Linked DNA regions of Homo sapiens: regions 1 and 3 are each linked to region 2. Evidence: chromatin contacts called from ENCODE Hi-C or POLR2A ChIA-PET data. All regions are on one chromosome and are shown on one strand. Each heading gives the region's core, a stretch centred on a gene start or an enhancer-like site at or near the end of the contact. The rest is flanking DNA. Distances are from core to core; before and after follow the strand shown.

Evidence for each region. A loop is a pair of places that touch in the nucleus more often than their neighbours do. ChIA-PET counts read pairs that join two places held with the same protein, here RNA polymerase II (POLR2A). Pooled maps may share reads with other maps.
Region 1: a map of naive thymus-derived CD4-positive, alpha-beta T cell shows a loop between it and region 2 (31-fold over the local background). The contact joins the promoter of PPAT here to the promoter of FRYL in region 2. A Hi-C loop is called at or near these places in 1 of 168 maps with a recorded cell type or tissue (naive thymus-derived CD4-positive, alpha-beta T cell) and 6 of 50 pooled maps. POLR2A ChIA-PET finds 5 or more read pairs at or near these places in 1 of 52 experiments (T-cell).
Region 3: a loop to region 2 is called in a map of B cell, with 17 times the contacts of the local background. The contact joins the promoter of CHIC2 here to the promoter of FRYL in region 2. A Hi-C loop is called at or near these places in 2 of 168 maps with a recorded cell type or tissue (B cell and CD4-positive, alpha-beta T cell) and 6 of 50 pooled maps.

Annotation. Positions count from the first base shown.
Region 1 is chr4:56,433,234-56,438,176 of GRCh38, forward strand. It overlaps PPAT (phosphoribosyl pyrophosphate amidotransferase), which reads right to left and starts at 2,382. Exons shown (of 11, transcript NM_002703.5): 1 at 2,117-2,382. The coding sequence starts at 2,244. It overlaps PAICS (phosphoribosylaminoimidazole carboxylase and phosphoribosylaminoimidazolesuccinocarboxamide synthase), which reads left to right and starts at 3,027. Exons shown (of 9, transcript NM_001079524.2): 1 at 3,027-3,095. The coding sequence starts at 3,080. RefSeq lists enhancers at 2,087-2,266, 3,114-3,997 and silencers at 2,357-2,556, 2,697-2,986.
Region 2 is chr4:48,777,823-48,782,469 of GRCh38, forward strand. It overlaps FRYL (FRY like transcription coactivator), which reads right to left and starts at 2,457. Exons shown (of 64, transcript NM_015030.2): 1 at 2,256-2,457. RefSeq lists silencers at 1,423-2,302, 2,393-2,502.
Region 3 is chr4:54,061,439-54,066,132 of GRCh38, forward strand. CHIC2 (cysteine rich hydrophobic domain 2) reads right to left here and starts at 3,167. Exons shown (of 6, transcript NM_012110.4): 1 at 2,744-3,167. The coding sequence starts at 2,862. RefSeq lists an enhancer at 2,575-3,075 and silencers at 2,875-3,004, 3,235-3,474.

The DNA.
Region 1 (4,943 bases), core at 1,132-3,631, 7.7 Mb after region 2:
CAAGAGAAATGTTAAATTGTTTTTCAGTAATACATTTGTTCCTCAAAACCACATAATCACATCATTATTGCCCTTATCTGGTATTATTTAATCTTACAATTCTTTCACAGAAAAGCAACTATAGAAAACAGATATATGTAACCAGGAATCAAATGGTATTCATTAAAAAAAAAAAAAAAGAAAAAAAAAACCTATAACCATGAATACCAAGTATTTTCCTAAACTGGGTACTAAAACTCCAACCAGTGCTAACATGTAAGTTAAAAAAAAAAAAAAGCCTCTTTTTCTTCAGGCACACATTTAAAGGGAAGGAGAAAGGGGGATGAAAATTTCTTGAATAACTTTGGCAAAAAAAGTAAATATAGTGAAGTACAGTTCATACATATTTTCTACAGACCACCAGGCAACCCTAAAGACCTCTAGATTCTCCCTCACCCCCATGACAGAGTATCCAAAATAACAACTGTTTTTTTTTTTTTGAGACGGAGTCTCGCTCTGTCGCCCAGGCTGGAGTGCAGTGGCGTGATCTCTGCTCTCTGGAACCTAAGCCTCCCGGGTTCAAGCGATTCTCCTGCCTCAGCCTCCGGAGTAGCTAGGACTACAGGAGCGCATCACCACACCCAGCTAATTGTATTTTTAGCAGAGATGGGGTTTCACCATGTTGGCCAGGATGGTCTCGATCTCTTAACCTCGTGATCCGCCCGCCTCGGCCTCCCAAAGTGCTGGGATTACAGGCGTGAGCCACCGCGCCTGGCCATAGTTTCTAAGAATGTTACAAACTAATGTTGCTCACAACTACCACATAATCAAGAGTTTACTTTCTCCTTGGATTACGTAACTAATTTTCTCAATAAACTTTTTTTAAAAAAAACAAGAAATCTATTATGGTCAACCCACAATTATCCAAGATTGGAGCTACGCAAGTTAAAAATATTCTTTTTGATGCTTCCCACATTCTCAGCTCTTTAGTAAACAAGGAACACACAAAATGTGAAACTGAAATTGAAGTACCTGGGACAATGAAAACAGCAAAAAATACTTCTAATTTAAGTTTGGTGGAGGAAAAGCTAATCTTTTGGAATGCGTTTATACGTGTTGCACCCATTTTGCTGTTACGTGTTATTGCCAAGTTCCTTAACTGTAGTGTAAGTTGTTACCACTGTATTGCCTTATGGAAACTGTAATACTTTCAGTAAGAATATCAAACCCAGGTTTGTTTTTCTTATCCTAGTGTAATAATTTATATCAACTTCCAGTTAAGTCAGGTAGTAAGAAAAGGAAAGATCACCGAAGCAAAGTAATTTTTTTTAACTCGAAAGGATCTCCCAATTTTTCAAAATCAAGTGTATGGATCTTGGCATAGAGACACTACTCCCCTGTCCCCCTTTTGAAGAAGGGAGTTAATTTTTGTCATGTTATTACCAACGTTTTCATTCATTAGGCAAGACGTCTACCAATGAATCTTTTCCAGATGCACTGTTCCCTATGGTTGGCTTATTTCCATTTAATTTATGTGAGATCTACTACCAGTAGTCATTCTCAACATCAACTAGTCATCTTTCCCTGGGTCTGAAGTCTAGCATCCTCAAGTTCCCATAGCGATAACTACTTTCAAACCCATAATCTGCTCAATAGCTCTGCCCTTGCAAACAAAAGCTTGTGGTGGTTGGAGGCCCCGCGCGAAAACCTTTAGGTGTTGAAGGACCTGGACTGGCCGCCACGCCACACTAGCCTATTACAGGAGCAGCCACAGGCTCCGGGAGACTAGAACCCGCCTGCAGTCGGGGAGGAGCCCTGACCCAGCTAGACCAAGCAAACCGGCGGTTTACAAGCTGGCCAGCCTCTGGATGGGTGCACACACCGGGGGGCGGGGAGGGAGAGAGCCCCTAAAAGGCATAAGTGGCTGGGAGGGTGGGCAGGACAGGCTAAAGTTCATGGAAGCGAGGTGCCCCTCGTGCACGCCTAGGCAACCCGGTCGACGCCACAGGCAGGTACTGGCTTAGGTCGGAGAGGTCGGTCCTCCCGGGCCCTCGGGCGCTCATGAGAACGCCGACTGCGGGAAGCGGCTCCGAGAGATGGAGACGCACGCCCCCGCCACCCCCACCCTGTTGCTCACCGGTGCTGCAGCCCCACGAGTCCCAGAGTGATCACATGCGGTACATCCAGCTGCGTGGGCCACTCTCCTGAGGCGATGCACCCGAACACGCCACATTCCTCTCGGATCCCCAACTCCTCCAGCTCCATGTCGCCGCCGAAAGCACGTGGAAGGACCTGCCGCTGCGGCCAAGGTGTAAGCACCAACCAGCTGCCAGCTCGGCCCGTCGAGCTCAGAAGCTCGCGCTCGCGACAGGCTCTTCCTTCCCGAGGGTGGCCCCAGCTACTGCGGCGGCGCGCGCTGTCCCTAGGTGGCGTGGCCAGCTCAGCCCTGCTCCTCCCCCTCCGAGTCCACCAACGAGCGAGGGCGGAGGGGCGGTCCCGCGGCTGAGGGGCGGGGTCACGGATGCTGTAGGGTGGAGCTAGCCTTCCCCTAAGAGCTGCCTGGAAAGCTGTATTTGCTGCACGTGGAAATCTCCGTTATTTTCCAGCACCCAACAGTAGCGTAATGGGAGTAACGGACTTAACCTCATTTCTCTTTCAGAGCATTTAGCCTTCATATGCCCTTCCCTGCATGCTTCCCCCAGGCCGTCAAGACTTGGTACGCTCCAACTTCTGAGTCGCTCCCGCAGCCGAGAAGGGGCCGGGGTATGCGAGCTTCCGCAGAGTGGGGAGGGGCCGCCAGTGCGCGCCACTTTTCGCCTGTCCGGGCACTGCGCCAGCGCGGGGCGGCCCGGAGGCGGGGTCGCGTCTCTGCGCCTGCGCGGCGGGAAGCCAGTGGGGCGTTGTTTCGTCCGATATCCGCGTTTCAGTCTCCGCCCATACCCCTCCGGGTTAGGCGGCTGTAGCGGAGCTCGAAAAGAGTGGCGCAGGGTCGCGCGGCCCCGCCTCCTTCCCCGCCCAGCGAAGCTCTCTGACCACCCCTCTTTTCTAGAGTTCTGCCTCGCTTCCCGGCGCGGTCGCAGCCCTCAGCCCACTTAGGATAATGGCGACAGCTGAGGGTGAGTAACAGGGATCCGGGCCCTTCACGGTCTCCCTGACCCCCAGGCCGTGAGCTCGCGGCCACGTGCGAGCCGCGAAACTCTGTCCCGCCTCCCTGCAGCAGCGCCTCTAGGCAGCCGCGCGGGCGCACACGTGGCCCAGGCGCTCCCGGGCCTCCCCGAACTTTACTGCCTCGGGGATGGGGAGAAGGAGCAAAGTAGAGGAGAACGAGAAATGGCCAAGGGGTGGAAAGGTGCCTGGAAGTATTATTTATAATCAATAGCTATTGCAAAATACAAGCAAATCAGTCTTGATTCGTCAAAACCTGAGTCTTGCTTTGCCCGTTAGGTTAATGACCTTTCTAAGAAGGTTAATAATTGAAACTTTTGAAAGACCTGTCTAGAGGCCGGGCCTGGTGGCTCACGCCTGTAATCCCAGCACTTTGGGAGGCCAAGGCGGGCGGATCACCTGAGGTCAGTAGTACGAGACCAGCCTGGCCAACATGGCGAAACCCCGTCTCTTACTAAAAATACAAAAAATTAGCTGGACGTGGTGGCGCGCGCCTGTAATCCCCAGCTACTCAGGAGGCTGAGGTAGGAGAATCGCTTGAACCCGGAGGCGGAGGTTGCAGTGAGCCGAGATCGCGCCATTGCACTCCAGCCTGGGCGACAAAGCGAGACTCCGTCTCAAAAAAGAAAAAGAAAAACCTGTCTAGGGGGCGTGTGTGTAAGTAGTCTTTGATGCCATGGTGTGTGTGTGTGTGTGCACGCGCGCGTGAAGTAGTCTTTGATGCCACGATAGCTTGGGGTGTGTGTACGTGCGTGTGCGTGTTTAAGTAGTCTTTGATGTCATGGGTGTGTATGTGTGTGCGCGCGCGTGTTGAAGTAGTCTGATTCCATGATGGCTGGGGAGGGGGGCTGTTTTTAGGTAGTCTTTGATGCCATGATGGTGTGTGTGTGTGTGTGTGTGTGTGTGTGTGTGTGTGTGTGTTCGTTCCAGTAGTCTTTGATGCCACGATGGCTTTGAAGAACTCCAAAACCTTTAGGCAAAAAAGTTGCACTATCAGGAAAGATTGTTCTTGCTATTTATGCTGGAAAAAAACAAATGCTGGTTTTTTCCACACACCCAGTTGCTATATGTATAGTGAGGCAAATTGCTTTTGTGGCTGCTGGGTACATTCTTTTCCACATAGAAAGTAACTGAATTCAGATTTTAAAAAGCTGTAGACTCAGGCCGGGCGCTGTGGCTCACGCCTGTAATCCCCAGCACTTTGGGAGTCCCAGGCGGGCGGATCACGAGGTCAGGAGATCGAGATCATCCTGACCAACATGGTGAAACCCCGGCTCTACTAAAAATGCAAAAATTTGCTGGACGTGGTGGCGTATGCCTGTAATCCTAGCTACTCGGGAACCTGAGGCAGGAGAATCACTTGAACCGGGGAGTCAGAGGCTGCAGTGAGCCGGGATCGCGCCACTGCACTCCAGCCTGGCGACAGAGAGAGACTCTGTCTCAAAAAAAAAAAAAAAAAAAAAAAAAAGCTGTAGACTCAGCAAAAAAGATTCAGATGATATTGAGTATCAACTCCCTAGAATCAAGGCAAGGACCAGAATTTTTCTTGCAATCATGGTACCTGTACCTCTAAAATGGCAAATCTCTAAAATCTTTGCTCTTCCACTTCTTTCCATTTGTGTACCGTTGGCAGGTTGATTTTTCTTAAATGTCACTTTTATGGTCTCTAAAAGGCAAAAGTGGCAACAAAGGCAAAAATGGCATCTCTAGAGATGTTAAATCCAGTCTGTCCAGTCTGAAATCCCTTTTCATTCAAATCCTGAATACTGCTATCCCTTCTACCTCTTCAGCCCTAACTT
Region 2 (4,647 bases), core at 1,207-3,706:
ACAGAAATGGATCAAAGAAAAAAACAAAAAAGAAGAAATATTAGGTGAAACAATGCCAGATACCATCAAGATTACTACAAACGGCCAAGCACGGTGGCTCAGTCTGTAATCCCAGCACTTTGAGAGGCCAAAGCAGAAGGATCGCTTGAGGCCAGGAGTTGGAGACCAGCCGTCTATACGAAAAATTAAAAAGTGAGACCACCATCTCTACAAAAAATAAAAATTTTAGCTAGGCGCAGTCGTGCCCACCTGTAGTCCCGGCTACTACGGAGCCTGGGGTGGGAGGATCACTTGAACCCAAAGAATTTGTTTTTGTGTGTCTTTATTTCCTAAATTCTGTGAGAAGAATAGATTTTTATTTCAAACATTATCTGATATTGGCTTCCAATTTCCCAAGTAGTTTCTCTATTGTTACTGCTGAGCCTGTGAATTTACAATGTTCCACACCACTCCGAAGTTACTAGACAATAAATTAATCGATGAACGCTTTAAAAAGTTGGACTGCTTTAATAAAAAAAAAAAAAACTGGGTCACATGTTCCAACAGAATTCCCTCTTTTAGAGAACTAATTTTACAAAATAATTCAGAGTGGAAGACAAGACACGATGGAATGCTATTTTTGATAATGAGTAGCAGAAAAAAGACCAGAGAATAACACACCCACTGCTACTTTGTTTATACGGTTGTAACTTGCACATGCAAGTACTCTACATAAAGTATTGCACAAGAAGAAACTGTCAAAAATGAATGCTTATGAAAACATTCTTCACTAAGGCCTCTAACAAGGAATGTGCTATCTCTGATTTCCTCGGCAAGTATTGACAGATTAAGCAGAGTGATAATGCTCAAGATGAAAAGACGTCTTATACTAGTTTTTATCAATAGTAAAAGCTGTTGGTACTAATTATAATGGCTGTAAATTCAGTAGCAGAATCAACTTTACAGACGATATCTCCTAGGCAGCACAGCATTTTATAAAACCAACTTTACTTCCATCAAAACCCTTTTTCCCCCCCAATCCGACAGACCCTGGCAACCTGTCTTGCTGTGTCTTTTTTCCCCTACCCTTCCAAAAGAACCCCAGCCAGTGAATCGAAGTAATATTTTCCGCAGTTCAAAGGTAAGGGCAAACTCAGCTCTACTAAGAACTCTTGCTCCTCACCAGCACACACCCTAACCCCCACCCCCTTTTTTTTCTTTTCAAATCTTGGCCTAGGAAAGATTAATGCTCCCATATCATTGCAAATCCACAAAAATGCGATTTTAGGTGGCGAGGAACTAAACTAGGATGGCAGGAAAGACCGGCAGCAATAAATCATTTCGCCCTAGAAACCAGCCTCTCCAGAACGCAGGAAACCAGGCTGTGCCCAAAGAACCTGCCGCCCGGAAGCAACAACTTCCATCAAACGGCAAATAAAAGTTGCAAAGAAGAGCTCAGCGCCCAGGCACCCTGCCCGGTGCCGAGGCTGAGAGCAGCAGGCAATCTACAGGCCGAGTCAGCTCGCGGGCGGTGGCCGCGGTGTCCGCAGGGCTGGCTCCGGCTCCGGAAGACTCCGGGTCCCGGGGTACGCCAACGGCCCGGGGCTGCGCGGGCACAGCGCCCGCACCCCTCCCCAGGACCGCGAGCAGTGGGCGGAGAGACCAGAGCAAGGGAAAAGGCGGACAATGCCCGGCTGGGCTGGCGCGCTCCGCCGGTCCCCGCCAGCCCTGCCCGCCGGGGCCCGCCAGCCGCCGCGCTAAGTTTGCTCCTCAGCCCTCCCTTCCCAGCCGAGGCGGCGGAGCCGTGGTCGCCGGTCTTCCTCCACCTCTGCCACCGCCTTCCTTCCCGCGGGGCGGCTCCCGCGAGTCGGTGGCGAGGCGGCGCGCGACCAGAGCAGGACGCGCGAGAAGGCGGCGCGCGAGGGGTACCCGGGCGCGCGCGAGAAGAGCCAGGCACTGGAGGGGAAGGGGACGTGCGGGAGAGACGGGCGCGCGGCGCTGCCGGCGGAACCGCCGGAGCTCGGGCGGGCTTTCGGTTGAGGCTGGGGTTGCGCCGCGGTTTGGTGTCCGTTACGAGCGCCGGCCCGGGCCGCGCCGCGCCGCTTGCCAGCCATCCTGGACCGCCTTCCCTCGGCGCCCACCAGGAAGGACAGCTGGCGAGGGCCGACGACCTCGTCTCCCGCCCAGGCTGGGCTGCCGGCGGCGGGCATCCCGGCGCCTGCCCCGGGGCTGGAAGAGAAAGTAAAATGAAGCGCCTTTCCCCAGTCAACACCTACCCGTTCCCAGTCCTAGTACAGCTGCCTCGCTCCTCCAGCGCCGCCGGTCCCCGCCCTCGGGCCCCTGGCTCCGTTCTCTTGACAATGGCGCGTCCCCTTTAAGGAATAATCCGATCGGAACCGATCTGTGGTTAAACCTCCCTCCGACTCTGATTTTAACCGGATTTCTCTCTCGCTCTCTCCCAGAGCCCGACGGGCGCCCGGCTGTGCTGCGAGGTCTTCCCACCCCTTCCCTACCCCGCCCGCCCCCTGGCCTTCCTGATTGGCGAGAAACACTACAACAGGAACAGCAGTCCTCGCCCTCCACTGGCCTGGCCAGCCGCCGCTCAAAGTTGCTCCTACCTTCTCCCCGCCCCTTTTCCCGGGTTGGTCTTCCCTCTAATCATTCTCTGCCCTCGCCTCTAACGTTGCTTTGGAGCCCTGGCAGTCAAGGCTCACCCTCCCGCCTCCGGAAAGCGAACTTTATTTTTATTGGTGAAAGGACATCTTCCTGTACACTTGATTGGGCAAGGAAAGAGCTAGTCTGCACGCTCCCTACCATTATTACTCTCTCTTTACGGGCTTGAGAAACACAGCCGCAAAGTCCTCTCCGCTTTGCCTTCTAGGAGCGACTTTACCTTTAAATGTTGTTAGGGGTCGAGGACAAACTCATATCCTATATTGAGGAAAGCTGGAAAGGGACAAGAGAAAAATTCAAAATTTTCTCCCGATCAGTAATGTATCCAGAGCTGGCGCCCGGATCCTGCGGAACCTTATCCAATGATCCAGAGAATGGAATGGTTAGAATTGAGTTAGAATACCTGAAAGTCCAGTGCTAATTCCTCCTGAGATTTACTCAACAAGTTTCATCCACTGTCCGCCCTACTCATACCATTGATTGCACTGGCATTTTGCCACCCGGAAGAGCTTTAATCAAGTTATCTGCAAACCTGGAGGTTTCCTTGCTTGTCTCGCAATTGTTCATTTAGAAAATCATTTCCATTACAAGTTCCGTTTAAGTCACGTCCTCTGTGACGTTCCCGCGTTTCCACGAGACCTGTTACTTTTTTGAAAAAATTAAGTAGATGGTACCCTTATGCCATCCTCAAAGTGTAGGACTTCGTTCCCCCTTGCTAGAACTGTAGGAAAAACACCCCAGGTCACTTGAACAACTGAGATGCCTCTCAGGAGAAAACGAGTCTGTCTAAGGGAAAGAGGGAATCTGATACCAGAAGCTTGACCATGGAGCAGAACCTCACGCATTGAAAAGAGAAGAAATTATGGGGAAGCCTAGTGCGGGGTCTGCTTTAGAGTTTCCCCAGTTTCCCACTGGAGCTGTAAGAACTAAAAGGTTTATTTCCACTAAAATTGAGTACAGGTACAGCTTCGGTACCCATCTAAGAATGTTAGGGGAAAATGGTTATGTGTTCTCTCCCTCTTTGCCGATGAACCTTGAAGACTGTGTACCCCGGGGGCTTTAGTACATTTGCAGTGATACCCCAGTATAATCTAATGGTGCCAAGGAAGTGTCAGTGCTCAGCAGTACCCTAGAAAAGGGGCTTGATGATGACAGAGAAGGGTAAGTAAACATCAGTAGTTGGTAGTTCATAGGACTTTTCCCCAAATACAGGTGAAAAATTTCATGAGGATTCCCGAAAATATGAAAGAGCAGGAAACAAAAGGGAACGTTGCAGGAAGGTGGTTTAGGTATCACTAGTGGGGGCAAGAGACGATGAACTATCTGGGTTGCATTTATATGGCCTTCACAGATACACACATCCTCCCTATTAAGTCCCTATAACTAAATCCCTATGCTTAGCCTATTCTGATTTTACTGTATAATAAAACTGCAGCCAAGCTAAACTAATACTTCTGGTTTACTCACTTACCACTCTCAAACTCTGAGACTGCTTCTGGGTTCTAATATTCTACATTAGAATATAAGAAGAAGAAGATACTATGTACTGATATCTAGTATGATCTTCTGGAGATAAAGATATCCAGTGTTTCAGGCATGTACACACCTGCAGCTTTTGTTCAAGGTCTAAGTGATGTTTTCAGGTTCTTTCTAAAACACCTGCCCTATGATATCCAGCTTGTTACTGCCCTCTTTTGCTGCACTAGCAGACTGGGCATATAAACTAGAGAAGGCAGTCTACAGTAACCTCTAGATTCTCTTACTTGCATTGAACCAACTATGCTGAGATTATCACCTTTCAAGTATAATTTGTGTTATTCTTTTCTCTAAATATTTCATATTTGCCCACAATAGGATCATTTATCACTTTTTAGCCCACACATGCAACTTCCTGGTACTAATACTCCTACTGGCATTTCACAGCAAAGAAGAATTTTAAAAATCTACAAACCTGGAGCTTACAACGTAGAGGTTATTCTTAAGAATGTTCAGTGT
Region 3 (4,694 bases), core at 1,917-4,416, 5.3 Mb after region 2:
ATCTAGACTACAGATGATTCAGTTTACATGGTCAATTACTTTCAAATTGGTAAGGGAAGACTGCTCTGATCAGCACCTAATAAAAAAAAAAGGTGGAGGAGGGGGTGTTAAATTTAGCCAGTCTTACTACAACTGTTCTAATAGCTCTTCCCATTTATATTTAAAGCAAGAAAAATTGAATGTGCTCAACAGTTATAGTAATACATATGCACCAATTCTAAAAACCTTTATAGATGTTAACTGGGCTACCCACTGGCATGGTGTGCTAGTGTGCCTGGGAATTATGCATGACAGAGCCATGTTAAAAAAAAAAGTTTTCTATTATTACCTATGTCGCCACAAAACAGGTTAAGTTTTCAATGCAGAAAGATCCTTATTGTCATCAAAATACTTCAAACACAGTAATTTAAGCACATACACATTGCTTAGAAATGGAAAAATAAGACTAAGGTGAATCATTGTTATGTTTGATAATGGCAGTTCTAATTTTTTAGTACTTTGTTTTACACCTGTTTCTCAAAGTGGAAAACTATATCTGAGGAGGAGAATAATAAAAACTAGTATCTATTGAACATAGTACCACACAGTGCAATAAATTCTTTTCATGTACTATCTCATTTAATCCTTAATAATCTTAAAAGGTATCGACTATAACTATCCCCATCTCAACTAAAGGTCATGAATAAACAATTTATCCAGGAAGTAGCTGAGATAGATTTTAACCCAGAGCCTAGAACCAAGATAAATGGGAGAAGAAGGAAGTTGCTGAGGAAAATCAGAGATTTAACTCACAATGTAGAAAGGCATACTGTTTATTGATGATAGATAGTCCCTCCCTATAACCTGGAATAGTTTTCAATCTTGGCTACACATTAGAATCACCTGTGAGATTTTATTTATTTATTTATTTATTTATTTATTATTTTAACTGTCCACTCCTAGGACCCTCACTTAGTATTTGGCCTTCAACTGGCCTGGGGTGGAGCAAAGACAATGGTCTTTTTTTAAAGACACCCAGGATTCTAATGGACAGCTAAGTTTGAAAACCACTAATAATTATTTTCTACCCTATTAACCTCTCCACGTAGCCAACTACAATCAAGTTTACTGATTACCTAGGTTCTGAGCACTTTGCCCACTATTGCATTTTCCACTTGCCCAACAAAGTGCTTAGCTTTTCTTCTCCTTAACAGAGGAAACATTACAACTACAGCGTCGCCTTTTTAAATGACAAAATTCTCTAGCTTTTCTTTGACATGAGGAATGTAGAAGGAGGGATAGATGGCATGACAAAGTTTGGAAATCACTTCTTTAAGCATCCACATACTCCTTAGGCTTAAAACAGTGCAAAAAGGTCCTAAAAGTCAAAATAAAATCAAATGGCAGGTTATGAATTCTGTGATATATGTTAAAAGTTTAATATCCATGATATTTGGTTATACTTCTTAAGCTGGTGACAACACTTAGAAAGTATTATTGTGGTGAATTAAATTCCACTGTCTTGTCATGGTGCTGTGATGGCAATTATGCAGTGTTTTTACCCTGTTAAGTCACCTGAACATAAACTAACAGGTACTAAAGAAATTAAAGCATTACATAAGCATACTCAAACAACAATATGGCTGGTCATACGAGAAATGCAATTATTTTGCTGACAAACTTATATGAGAAGTCTTACTGTTTCCCTAAGTTATTCACAGCACATCCCACTCACTCTTCACCAAAATATAATGAAGACTATTCCAGACATTCTCAGACTTGCTGGCTCTTTTGTTTCACTGAAAAGGTGAAGAAGTACAGAGATACCTGACAAGTATGGAAGTCTGATCTATTATTTGAACAAGAGATCTAAAATGAGAGAGTATCAATGTAATACATCAAGTGGTACAAAACTGTGGACTTCATAGTGAAACATTACAAAACTTCCTGCTTCCGGACAGCTCATTATTTGGTTCAAGGCTTCACATTCCTTTGTCATGGTCTTTCCGAAAGCTTTCATTCCTTATTAATATCAGACTTTTAATGTTACTAGTGGGACTTTCCAAATTAACAAGCCCCAAGTTCGTGCCCCAAGGAGGAGCTTCAGGACTACAATTTTCCCTCAGTAACCTGAGCAGAGTGTATGTCCCTCACGTAGTTGTTGTTGTTGTTGTTGTAAACATATTTCTTTCTGTATATCTTAAATTTGTGTTCAACTATATATTTTTATCACGTACAATTACAAGAACTTGCATTAGTTCTGCGGAAATTAGTGGAAAAACTGGGAGACCTGTGGGTATGTGTGAAATAGACACGAAACGGAGCTTCGCTGCCAATTGTCACTGGGGTCTCACACGGCCCAGATCTGGCCTCTGAGCCATGTCACTGGGTGCAAAGGCACAGACAACCACAGGGTAACTGGGCGAGAAAACAAGGAGGCTCCCTGTCAATACACGTACTTCCACCCTGAAGAGGAAGGGTGGCCCGCAGGGCAGACCCTAATGAAAACCCGTGCCTACTGGGATCGTCACATCGCCCGGGCCTGTAGGGCCTGCTAAAGGGGTGTGTGGAGGAGGAAGGACAGCGTCCGTCCCCACTTCGGAGACCCAAACAAATGAAAATAAGCCAAGTTCTCACTTCCTGGTTGCCTACTCTTTCGGAAGGCCCCCGACACCAGACGGACACAGGGGAAACGGGGCTCCCGTGGAGTAACGGGGCCCACCCCAGCCCGCACCTCCCGCCCTCGCCCTCCTCCGGGCCTTACACGGTGACGTGACCGGAGCCGCGGACGACCACCGGGTCCGGCGAGTACTTGAGCAGCTGCTCCTCCAGGGCCCGCTCCTCGTCCTCCTCTTCCTCATAGATTTCGTCGAAATCCGCCATCCTGAGCCTCCGAGCTCCCCTGCCCAAAGGGCCTGACTCCCGGGGTTGGCGCCGGGGTACCGGCGGGCGAGGCGGCGGAGGCTGAGGGGAGTCGCCGCTGCCGCCGGCTCCGAGGCCGCGGAGTTCGCTGTCGGCTGTCTCGGCTCCGGCTACAGAGGGGATGGGGTCTGGACCGTCGCCGCCACCGCCGCCGCCATTACCATCAGCAATAACAACAACACAATGTCAACATCCGCCCAGAGGCCGACACCTCCACAAGCACAGACGCCGCTGCCGCCGCCGCAGCAGCAGCAACTCAGGAAACCACAGCAACAGCCCGAGCCACCCGCAGCGGGAGCAGCCGGCTACGGCATCGCGAGACTTCCCGGGCCAACGGGCGGGCGGGCGCGTGCGTGGGCGCGTGGGCGAGCGGACTGGCTGGCGGGCGGGCGGGCGCGCGCACGTGCGGCCTCGCGCGCTCCCAGGCCACCGTCTTTCCTCTGCTTCTACCCGCAGACGGCGACCGGGGCGCGCGCTCCCGCCGGCGGGCCCCCCTCCGCCGACTTCTGGGTGGCGGACCCTGGGGGCGGCGGCTCCGCTGACTGGAGGCCGCGACCCGCGACTCCGACAACGCAGCTTGGAATGTCCAGTGGGACATGCAGTTCCCCAAAGTCATCTCTAACCAAAACAAACAACTGAAAAGAAAAGCCCTGGCTGGAATAGACACATTTTTGTGCGTGTCATTGCCAGTTTATCTAATAATCGCATCTCGCTTTTCCTCAGGTTTTGAGTCTATGATGAGAACCAGAGTCTCTTTTTTCCCAATTTGAGGAGTCCAGCAGAGACACTGCAAACATTTGTGCTCACCACAGGATTTTTCAAGACATCTCCAAATTCAAACATCTTATCCCTTGATCCCCTTAAGTATAATCCAATATATGAGGCCAGCGATGCTGGTATTTTTTTTTTTTTCTTACAAGAAATCTCACCGTAGTCATGCTATGAAAAAAAACTGATAAATTACCTGGATTCCATATTAGAAGATGCAGTTTCTTGCCCCAACTCTCTCACCAAACATAACCTGGTTTTTGTTGTTGTTTCCTTAAAATCTTAGGGAATTCCTTTCCTTTTCTTACCAGTTCCTACCACAAAAAAGACCTGAAAGAAAGGGCAGAGGAGAGGAAGAAAAGGAGGCAGGAAGGAAGAAAGGATAGAAGGAAGGACGAGAAGAATGAAAGAAGAATGGGAGAGAAAGAAAGAAGGGGAGGAAGGAAGGAAAAGGTTTAATGGAGTCTACTTAGCTGCCTAGTAACAGTTGAACGGTCACTTTGGGTACTTGGTTTCATTAAGCATATAAACAGCACAGGGGAAGGAGTGGGCTTCTGAGAAGAGAGTCCTGGACAGTGAGGATACACCATGGGAGAAGAAAGGATAGTTCTACTGAGCCCAGCGCTGGTCAGGCTCTTCAAGTGCAGTGTTCATGTCACAGTAGTCGGCTTTAGATGGGTCACTGTTGACGTGGAGAAAGTGCAAAGGAGGTCAATGAGGACAGTGAGAGATGCCAACCTCCTTTTGGAAACAACTGAAGGAAATGAGTGTGGTTAGCCAAGAAAAAATGAAGGAAAAATACAGTAGTTGTATCAGACTTATTGTATCCCTCCCTGGAGGGTATTTGTTCATTCAACAAATATCTACTGAACTCTAGCTATGTGGCAGGCACTGTGGACGTGTGTGAATGAGGCACAGGCCCTGACTTCTGGTAGCTTATCTATTGTTAAGGCAAGCAATTGTCATCTCTGCCAGGGGCTCATGGAGGAGGACACAGGAAGTGTCAGTGGGGCACACAGGAGGCA